Regions from separate parts of the Homo sapiens genome. Here region 1 is linked to region 2. Evidence: chromatin contacts called from ENCODE Hi-C or POLR2A ChIA-PET data. All regions are on one chromosome and are shown on one strand. Each heading gives the region's core, a stretch centred on a gene start or an enhancer-like site at or near the end of the contact. The rest is flanking DNA. Distances are from core to core; before and after follow the strand shown. Region 1 holds the start of EIF4EBP3 (eukaryotic translation initiation factor 4E binding protein 3). Region 2 holds the start of PFDN1 (prefoldin subunit 1).

What was found. Hi-C counts contacts between places; a loop is a spot of excess contacts on that map. ChIA-PET counts read pairs that join two places held with the same protein, here RNA polymerase II (POLR2A). Pooled maps may share reads with other maps.
Region 1: a map of CD8-positive, alpha-beta T cell shows a loop between it and region 2 (2.8-fold over the local background). The contact joins the promoter of EIF4EBP3 here to the promoter of PFDN1 in region 2. A Hi-C loop is called at or near these places in 1 of 168 maps with a recorded cell type or tissue (CD8-positive, alpha-beta T cell) and 5 of 50 pooled maps. POLR2A ChIA-PET finds 5 or more read pairs at or near these places in 3 of 52 experiments (MCF 10A, WTC11 and activated naive CD4-positive, alpha-beta T cell).

Annotation. Positions count from the first base shown.
Region 1 is chr5:140,544,465-140,548,927 of GRCh38, reverse strand. EIF4EBP3 (eukaryotic translation initiation factor 4E binding protein 3) reads right to left here and starts at 1,266. Exons shown (of 3, transcript NM_003732.3): 1 at 1,088-1,266; 2 at 1-22. The coding sequence starts at 1,190. It overlaps ANKHD1-EIF4EBP3 (ANKHD1-EIF4EBP3 readthrough), which reads right to left. Exons shown (of 36, transcript NM_020690.6): 35 at 1-22. RefSeq lists enhancers at 196-903, 1,054-1,143, 904-1,610, 1,611-2,319.
Region 2 is chr5:140,301,080-140,305,303 of GRCh38, reverse strand. It overlaps PFDN1 (prefoldin subunit 1), which reads left to right and starts at 2,203. Exons shown (of 4, transcript NM_002622.5): 1 at 2,203-2,263. The coding sequence starts at 2,231. RefSeq lists a silencer at 2,094-2,298 and an enhancer at 2,187-2,466.

The DNA of each region.
Region 1 (4,463 bases), core at 17-2,516, 240 kb before region 2:
CGGTCGTAGATGATCCTGGTGCCTGTCAAGGGGTTGGGACTGAGGTAAGAGTCAGGAGCTTGGGTACCGAGGTGACTGGGGTCCCAGACTCAGGCCTTTTGGGGCCTGGAGGTGAGGGTGGTGTCAAATTTCCCTGTGTATCAAAGGACATCGGCTCTGAAGCCCAGCTAGGTTCTCAGCAGACAAGCCTTCATAGTGCTTAAAATCTTCCAGACCTAACCAAGATGTGGGTATAAAGCAAGGGGGGCATCCCAGCTGGTATAGGCAGGGGCTTTATGTTTGGGAGAGCTTCAGATCTTGGCTCTAAGAGGAACACCAAACTTTGAGTTCAGGTACTTCATGCTGCTCCTCTACCACTCTGAAACCTCTGCTTTGGTCTCACCAGTGAAGGTGAGACCTAGACTAACAGCCTCAGGTGGTTCAAGAAGTGAAATAGCAGTTGTGAAGGGTTCCACCCAGTGCTGTTACCTGGGCTATCTCCTGCAGGGAGGAGAAACGTACTGTTCTAATCCTGACCCCTCCCAGGTCCTATAAGGTTCACACTAGCTCAGAGGAACTTGGCCCGCATAATGTCCTCAAAGGGTCCTGCCCTGTTCCTCCCCTCCGCTTCCGCGTGGCAGGAATCCCTGGGTCGGGAGCCCAGCAGCTCGTGATCCCAGGCTGCTCGCCCAACCAAACAGACGCCAGCCAGCAGCACAAAAACGGAGCAACTGCCCCAACTGTTCTAACTACTCCACTTCTCAAGACCCGGTGCTTCCGGCTGAGGTCACGCTCAGTAGGGGGCCCTGGCCCCTATTCCTAGGAAGCAAAGTCGCGAGGGGTAAGGAGCGTGTGTAAGGCTCCAAGAACCCAGGCCACAGTGAAGGATTACAGCCCAAACACCCGGAAGCTAGGCTCATGGCCTTGTTGCATCACTTAGAAGTTTTTGGGAACTGAGCTTCCGCTCCAAACATTCTCCCCCAAAGCTACAACCTGTAGAGGGGCCTGCGGACAAGTCTTAGGTCTGTCCCTCCCCTACCCCCGCCCCGCAACAACACGCACGCGCTAATATGTCCGCAGCCTGCGGACCCCTGCCCGGCCCGCTGACCTCCGGGGGTAGTGGCGTATAGCGTGCCCCCCGGCGTGGTGCTGTAGCAGTCGGGCAGCTGGTCCCGGCCCCCGGGAATCGGGCAGCTAGTGGACGTTGACATAGCGAGCGGGAGGAGCAGCAAAGTAACCGCCTGGCGTTGAGGTCGAGGAGCGCAGCTCTGAGTCTGAGGCGGACTCAGCCGACCACGTGCAGCTGCTGGCAACAACACTAGAACAACGTCACGCCCAGGGCGGGCCACCGGCCGTCACTCAACCCGACGGTCCCGCCCTATCTGCTAGGAAGCCAGCCCGGTTCAGAGAAAGCTGGAAATGCGTCCAAAGTCCCAGGCCCCACACCAGCTTCCAGTTCCTGCTGGCCCAGCGCTGGCCAACCTGCCTGAGTGCTGCAGCAGCTCAGCTATTTACTGTTTATAGCCGGGAGCTGGGGGCAGGTGAAGTAGGGCAAGCGTTTTTATCCTGTATTAGTTCACCCATTCCTTGCCAACTTTTGGATAGTAAAGCACTATGATTAGCCAAAGTCACACATCTTGCAGGAAGGGAAGCTGGGATTCAAATCTGACTGCATCTGATTCCAGGACTGTGCCCTTAAGCCCAGCTGTGTACTGCCTCCCATAAACAGTAACAGTACAAGGCCGGGTGCGGTGGCTCACGGCCTGTAATCCCAGCACTTTGGGAGGCTAAGGCGGGTGGATAGCTTGAGCCCAGGAGTCTGAGACCAGCCTGGGCAACATGGTGAAACCTAGACTCTACTAAAAATACAAAAATTAGCCGGGTGCGGCAGCATGCGCCTGTAGACCCAGCTACTCGGGAAGCTGAGGTGGAAGGATAGGTTGAACCCAGGAGGCGGAGGTTGCAGTGAGCGGAGATTGCACCACTGCACTCCAGCCTGGGTGACACATGCCTTGATGGCCTGGAGCACAGCAGGAAGGGGAAGGTCAGTGAGGGCTGGTCATCTTTCTGAAGAAGTGGTACCTGGACTAATAAAAGGATGAGTCAAGTTTGGGGGCTACAGCTGAGGCATCACCAGTCAGAAGGCCTGCCCTTTGATCTCTTTGCCAGTTAACTAAGGAGGGGCAGGGGGCTAGTGAGGAGGGCTTGGTCTTTAGAAGGAAAGAAAGGTCAGAGAGTTTGGCCTTGGAGTTTTTTTTTTGTTTTTTTTTTTTATGTAGACACAGTGATATGACAGGCTGGAGCAAGGTGGTGGGATTGGTGAAGATGTATATATGCTGGAAATCTTGAATTCATCAGGCTGTCCTGTTTGGCTTCCTCAAAATCAATACTGCCTCCACTGTCCCTTCCCCTCACCAAAAATTAAGTATAGACCACCTGACTGCATCCATTTATCAATATTAACTCAGCTCTGGCTTCATCAGATTTCTCCTTAGGTCTGATTTCTTCACTCATTTAAAAAAAGATTGCTTCTCAAACTATTTATTTTCTGAGATAGGGTTTTGCTCTGCTGCCTAGGCTGGAATGCAGTGGTGTAATCTCAGCTCAATGCAAACTCTGCCTCCTGGGTTCAGGCCATCCTCCCACCTCAGCCTCCTGAGTAGCTGGGACCACAGGTGCCCACCACCACACCGGGCTAATTTTTGGATTTTTTATAGAGACAAGGTTTCACCATGTTGCCCAGGCTGGTCTCGAATTCCTGAGCTCAAGTAACCTATCTGCCTCGGCCTCCCAAAGTGCTGGTGTGAGCCACCACACCTGGCCAGCTTCTCAAACTTTAATGTGCATATAAATCATCTGGAGATATTGTTAAAATGATAATTCTGATACAGTATTGGTCTGGGTGAGATTTTGGATTTTTTTTTTTTTTTGACACAGGGTCTCACTGTCACCCAAGCTGGAGTGTAGTGGTACAATCATGGCTCACTGCAGCCTCAACCTCCTGGGCTCAGGTGACCCTCCCACTTCAGTGTCCTCAATAGCTGGGACCACAGGTGCATGCCACTGTACCTGGCTAATTTTTAAATTTTTTGTAAAGGCGGGGTCTCACTATGTTGCCCAGGCTGGTCTCAAACTTGTGGGCCCAAGCGATCCTCCCAAACAGGCATCCTCCGAAACAAGAATTACAGGCATGAGCCACCGTGCCCAGCCAGTTGTGGATTTTTTTTTTTTTTTTTTGAGATGGAGTTTCGCTCTTGCCGCCCAAATGGCATGATCTTGGCTCACCGCAACCTCCGATTCCCGGGTTTAAGCGATTCTCCTGCCTCAGCCTCCTGAGTAGTTGGGATTACAGGCATGTACCACCACACCCAGCTAATTTTGTAATTTTAGTAGAAACAGAGTTTCTCCATGTTGGTCAGGCTGGTCTTGAACTCCCGACCTCAGGTGATCAGCCTGCCTCGGCCTCCCAAAGTGCTACGATTACAGGCATAAGCCACCACACCTGGCTGGTTTTTTTTTTTTTTTAAGATGGAGTCTTGCTCTGTCACCCAGGCTAGAGTTCAGTGGCATGATCTCAGCTCACTGCAACCTCTGCCTCCTGGGTTCAAGCGATTCTCCTGCCTCAGCCTCCTGAGTAGCTGGAATTACAGGAACCCACCACCGCACCGGGCTAATTTTTTGTATTTTTAGCAGACATCAGGTTTCACTATCTTGGCCAAGCTGGTCTCGAACTCCTGATCTCCAGTGATCTGCCTGGCTTGGCCTCCCAAAGTGCTGGAGTTACAGGCATGAGCCACCGGGCCTGACTGCAACTGTGAGTTTTTAATACAGTAATGCAAACGCTTCAGGGCCTCAGAAACACACTTCAGGTATCAAGGGTATGTATATTTTATTGTCCCGAAAAGGATTTTGAGTATCTTACAAAATGGTGCATGCCAAAATGAAGTGTCTTAGCAGTGCTGGAGGGTAAAGCTTGGGAACAGATTGTAGTGAATCATTTATGATAACTAACCTTTTATGCAACGTGAGGAAGTGTCTGACAGGGGGAATGGGAGAATAGGGTGGAGGATGGTGAGATTTGAGGGTAGAGTCCAGTCTAGTGAAACCAGGTGGGCAAACGGGCGATGGCTGTGAGGATGGAGAGAAGTGGATGAGATTCAGATACACAGAGGAAGAATAAAGTGACTGATTAAGAGTGGGGTGAGGGAAAGTGTAAACTAGGATAATTTTCAGTCTTTTGGCTTGAGAGTCTTGGTGGCTAGTAGCACCAACTAATATGATAGGGAAAACAAGAAGAGCAGCATATCTTATATGAGGGAATGAATAATATGTGTTCAGATGGAGCACAGGAGGAAGCTAGATATAGTGAAGCCATGGGGAGAACTCTGAGTTAGTGGCTCAAATTTGGGTGGTGTGAAATTCAAGAGTGTGGGGATGGGCTAGGATCGGTAGCTCACATCTGTTAATTCTGGCATTTTGGGAGG
Region 2 (4,224 bases), core at 954-3,453:
CCTGAGTAGCTGGGACTACAGGGGCATGCCACCATGCCTGGCTAATCAGTCAGTATTTATTGATCATCTGTAATGAGAATCTAAGAAGGTCCCAGAGAATCAAAATATCAGATCCTTTTTACTCTTTCTCAAATTGGGGAGGAATGAGTCTTCTTTTTTTTTTCCAGAATAATTTATTCACATCCAGTATCCATTTTGTATTTTTTTCCCGTGATGCACTGTGACAGGTGTTCTAGGTACAAGAGGTGGAAGAACCATTATTCCATAGTTCTTGATTTCAAGGAGCTTACAGTCTAAGAAAAATGTTTTCTAAAAAAAGGTAGACAGTGTTATATGCCTTGAGAGAGAAATAGATGTTGTGAGGGGAGTTCAGAGGAGAGATTATCTTTGCTCTGTGTGATGGGGGATGTAGTGCCCATTTGCTGGACTTTGAAAGACAAACAGGACGGCGATTAACACCAGTGATTTATTGAGTATCTACTTGTGTGCATGGAGCTATGTTTGGAGCTTTTTATCCTGATCTCATTTATTTCTCACAATAACCCTGTTAGGTCAATATGGTCACTCTCAAACATGAGAAGACTGAAGCTCATTAAAAATAGGTGGCAGATGCTGGACGTGGTGGCTTGCCTGTAATCCCAGCCCTTTGGGAGGCCGAGGCAGGCGGATCACTTGAGGCTGGGAGTTGGAGACCAGCCTGGGCAACACGGTGAAACCCGTCTCTACCAAAACTACAAAAATTAGCCGGGCGTGGTGGCAGGCGCCTGTAATCCCAGCTACTCGGGAGGCTGAGGCAGGAGAATCACTTGATCCTGGGAGGCAGAGGTTGCAGTGAGCCGAGATCGTGCCACTGCATTCCAGCCTGGGTGACAGAGCGAGACCCTGGCTCAAAAAAAAAAAAAAAAAAAAAATGTGGCCGGGTGCGGTGGCTCAAGCCTTTAATATCAAAGCACTACAGCACTTTGGGCGACCAAGGCGAGCGGATTGTTTGAGCTCAGGAGTTTGAGACCAGCTTGGGCAACAAGGTGAAAACCCGTCTGTACAAAAATATAAAAATTAGCTGAGTGTGGGTGGCGCGCGCCTGTAGTCCCAGCGCTACTCACGAGGCTGAGGTGGGAGGATCGCTTGAGCGCGGGAGGTAGAGGCTGGAGTGAGTCGTGATTGCACCATTGCACTCGAGCCTGGGTGACAGAGCAAGATCCTGTCTCAAGAAACAAACAAACGTACAAAAAAAAAAAAAAACCCCACAAAATATCCAAGTGACTTGCTTAAAGTCACACAATTAGTAAATGGAACCAGACATAGGCTAAAGGCAGACCAAGCCTTGAATCTAGATTAGGCTGGTTCCAAATTCCCTGCCCTTTCATCTCCCTAACAGTTTGTTTTCTTTCTCTCTTTCTTTCTTTTTTTAAAAAATAAAATAAATTTCCTAATTATTTATGTAGCACTTTCTCTTAGCATAACAGTTTTTAGAGTAGGTTAACTTTTTTTTCCATTTCCAAAAGTCAATTATTATCTATTCTGGTTCAAATGCCAGGTCCTTTTATGGCAGAGATTCTCAAAAAAGTGATCCGCGGAGGAGTTGCACCATTAGGTCACTGGGGTAGTCTGCAAAAGTGCAAATTTCCAGACCCCATTCTCAAAGATTCTGAGTACGTTTGAGATGAGACCCAGAGAACCTGCATTTTTTTGTTTTTAAACAAACGTATTCAGCCTCTCTTGAGAACCACTGTGCCTAGAATGTCTTTGGGAAGCTTTTGGAAGTAATAAGTTCGTTTTGGAAAGAACACTCCAGACAAGCTTTCCAATAGTCTTTCCCAAACTGTCATGCCTGAGGTTCTGGACTTACTCTTACTCATTCCTGAGAGCACAGCGACTAGCTGAAGGACTGATCGACTGATGAGGGTTTGACCTCATCTACATACATCTCAATTTAGCAGCACATATTAAGCTAGCTGGCAAACTGCTTAAAGCCACATGGGAAATCTGCGCGTTGGGCTATGTCTGGAAGATACGGAGGAGCAAGCCAGACCTGACCGGTCAGGTAGTGAAGACACGGAATCCGAAACCCAAATATTTCAGGAGTCAATTCTCAGAGAAAGATAAGAAGCCCGGTTAGTCCAACTCATGCGCAGGCGCAGAAGAAAGACCGGCGCACAAAGTAAGACGCGCCCTTCCCCACCCTATTTCAGTCCAACTCCCACTGCGCAGGCGCTTACAGTGCACCAAGATGGCCGCCCCCGTGGATCTAGAGCTGAAGAAGGTAAAAGAGGGTCTTTGGCAGGCGGAGGTCTTCTTTTTGGAGGCTGAGGGGACTATAGACAAGAATATCAAGTGAGGCACGAGCCTTGCAGAAGGAAGGAGGGTCCAGTGGACTAGGGAATGGTTTCCCAGAGTCCTAAGGCCTCACTGGGTCTCCATAAACGGGGTGGGGGGCGAGCGGCTCTTGCTGGGTAGGAGCCGGTTGGTCTGGGTCGGGTAAGTCTGCGGGCCTGTCTCGGGCTTGTCCAGTCTTTCTGAGCTCCAGAGACATTTCGTTGCGTTTGGAGGCTTCAGGGACTCACTTTCATAGTAAGAACTAAAGAGAGCATTTCAAATGGGGGTCCCTTCGGACCCCTTGCCTGAGCTGTGGCATCCGTAATTCTGCCTCATTTGCTTTGAAAAACTCCAAGTCCAACCTTTGTTTTTAGGCCATTTATTCGGTTCTGTACCTTGAAAGTTGCAATATCTACAGTTCGGAAAACCAAGCATTGTAGCAGCAATGTTCATTTCAGGATTTTGCCCCCCCTCCACTTCTTTTGAAGGACTCGTCAAACAAAACAAAACAAAACCTCCTTCTTTTGAAGGAATTGTCAAAAACAAAACAAAACCAGTAAAGTTTTCCAAATAAAACCGGTATCGGAAGGAATTGGGTTTCCTGTTTTCCTCAGTTGCTTATAAATGTGTTGTTATTCAGATTTTTGCTATCTAAGAATGATCAGCATTCTAACACCACTAATGACCCCAAACCAGTATGCTTTGTGCGGTGGGGTGGATTGGAAAGGACCCTAGAATTTATCTATTTTAAATCTACTTTTCTGGAAAAGGAACCAGTGCCAGAAAAGTCTGTCAGAAGTTGGGACTAGAATCCAGTATTCTCTGCCTTATCTCACACTTTTTTGACCACTATTTTGAGTTCTTCAGATGAGCAACATCTTAGTTAAGACTGCCTGTGGTCAACTTGTGTAAAAGAAATAGGACAGCCGAAATAGCTGTTGCTTCTAACAAATGAAGCTTTTGTTAGTGTTGTGAGGATATTATGTGTTTGTGTCTTGCTTTTGTTCTTCTTGTCTTGAATCTTGTAAATTTAGCTCTTAGGTGGAGTCTCTAATCTTTAACAGTATACTAGCTCATCTTTAATGGTATACTAGCTTCCTTAGCAAGCTGTATAGAGCAGTCAGATGATACCTGGAATTTTACATTTCAAAACAAAATTGTGCATTCTAAAAATTTACCTTTTCTTCTGTTAAAAGTACCGATTTAAATCAGGGTTTAGTGAATGGATTTGCCTCCCGGTACTTTTGAATTTATTGCTACATTTGAAACTTGCGGGCGGTGAATGCAAACTAAGAAAATGATTACAAACTTAAAATGAATAATTTTGATAACCAATTAATTAAAAAACTTGTTTAAAGGTTTTATCTTCTAATGTTTTTACAGGGTCCTTTTTTTGGGTGGAGACAAATAGGAAATTTCAGGCCCCTCCCCTTCCCCAAAGTAAATCTTTCAAAACCTTACTAGTAGGTGAAAACAAGGTCACAATAAAAATTATGTAGTAGCCTTTGCTGTGCATTGCAGTCACAGATGTTATTAAGGCACAAATTTAACAGCATGTGAAAGTCATTCCAGGCACTTCAACAAAAGTATCCAAGAACTGTTTATCTTCCAGTTAAGTAAGTGTACGCAAGGGTCAAATTTGGCCTGGTATCTGTGGATGAAGATCATGATGCAATTCTTTTGCCAGTGCTTTGCATTTTTTCTCACTCTCTTTCTTGGTCTTCCTCTTAAAAATGTTCATATTATGAATATTACTATAGACAGTGGAATGGAAAGATTGCTGAACTAAGGGGTTAGAAGAAATGGATTTAAATAACACCTGCCTTCCCCCCAGTAGTTGTTCAACCTTGTGCAAGCCACTTTTATCTCTTAACTCATTTGGTTACTTAATTTGTAAATTGTGGATGA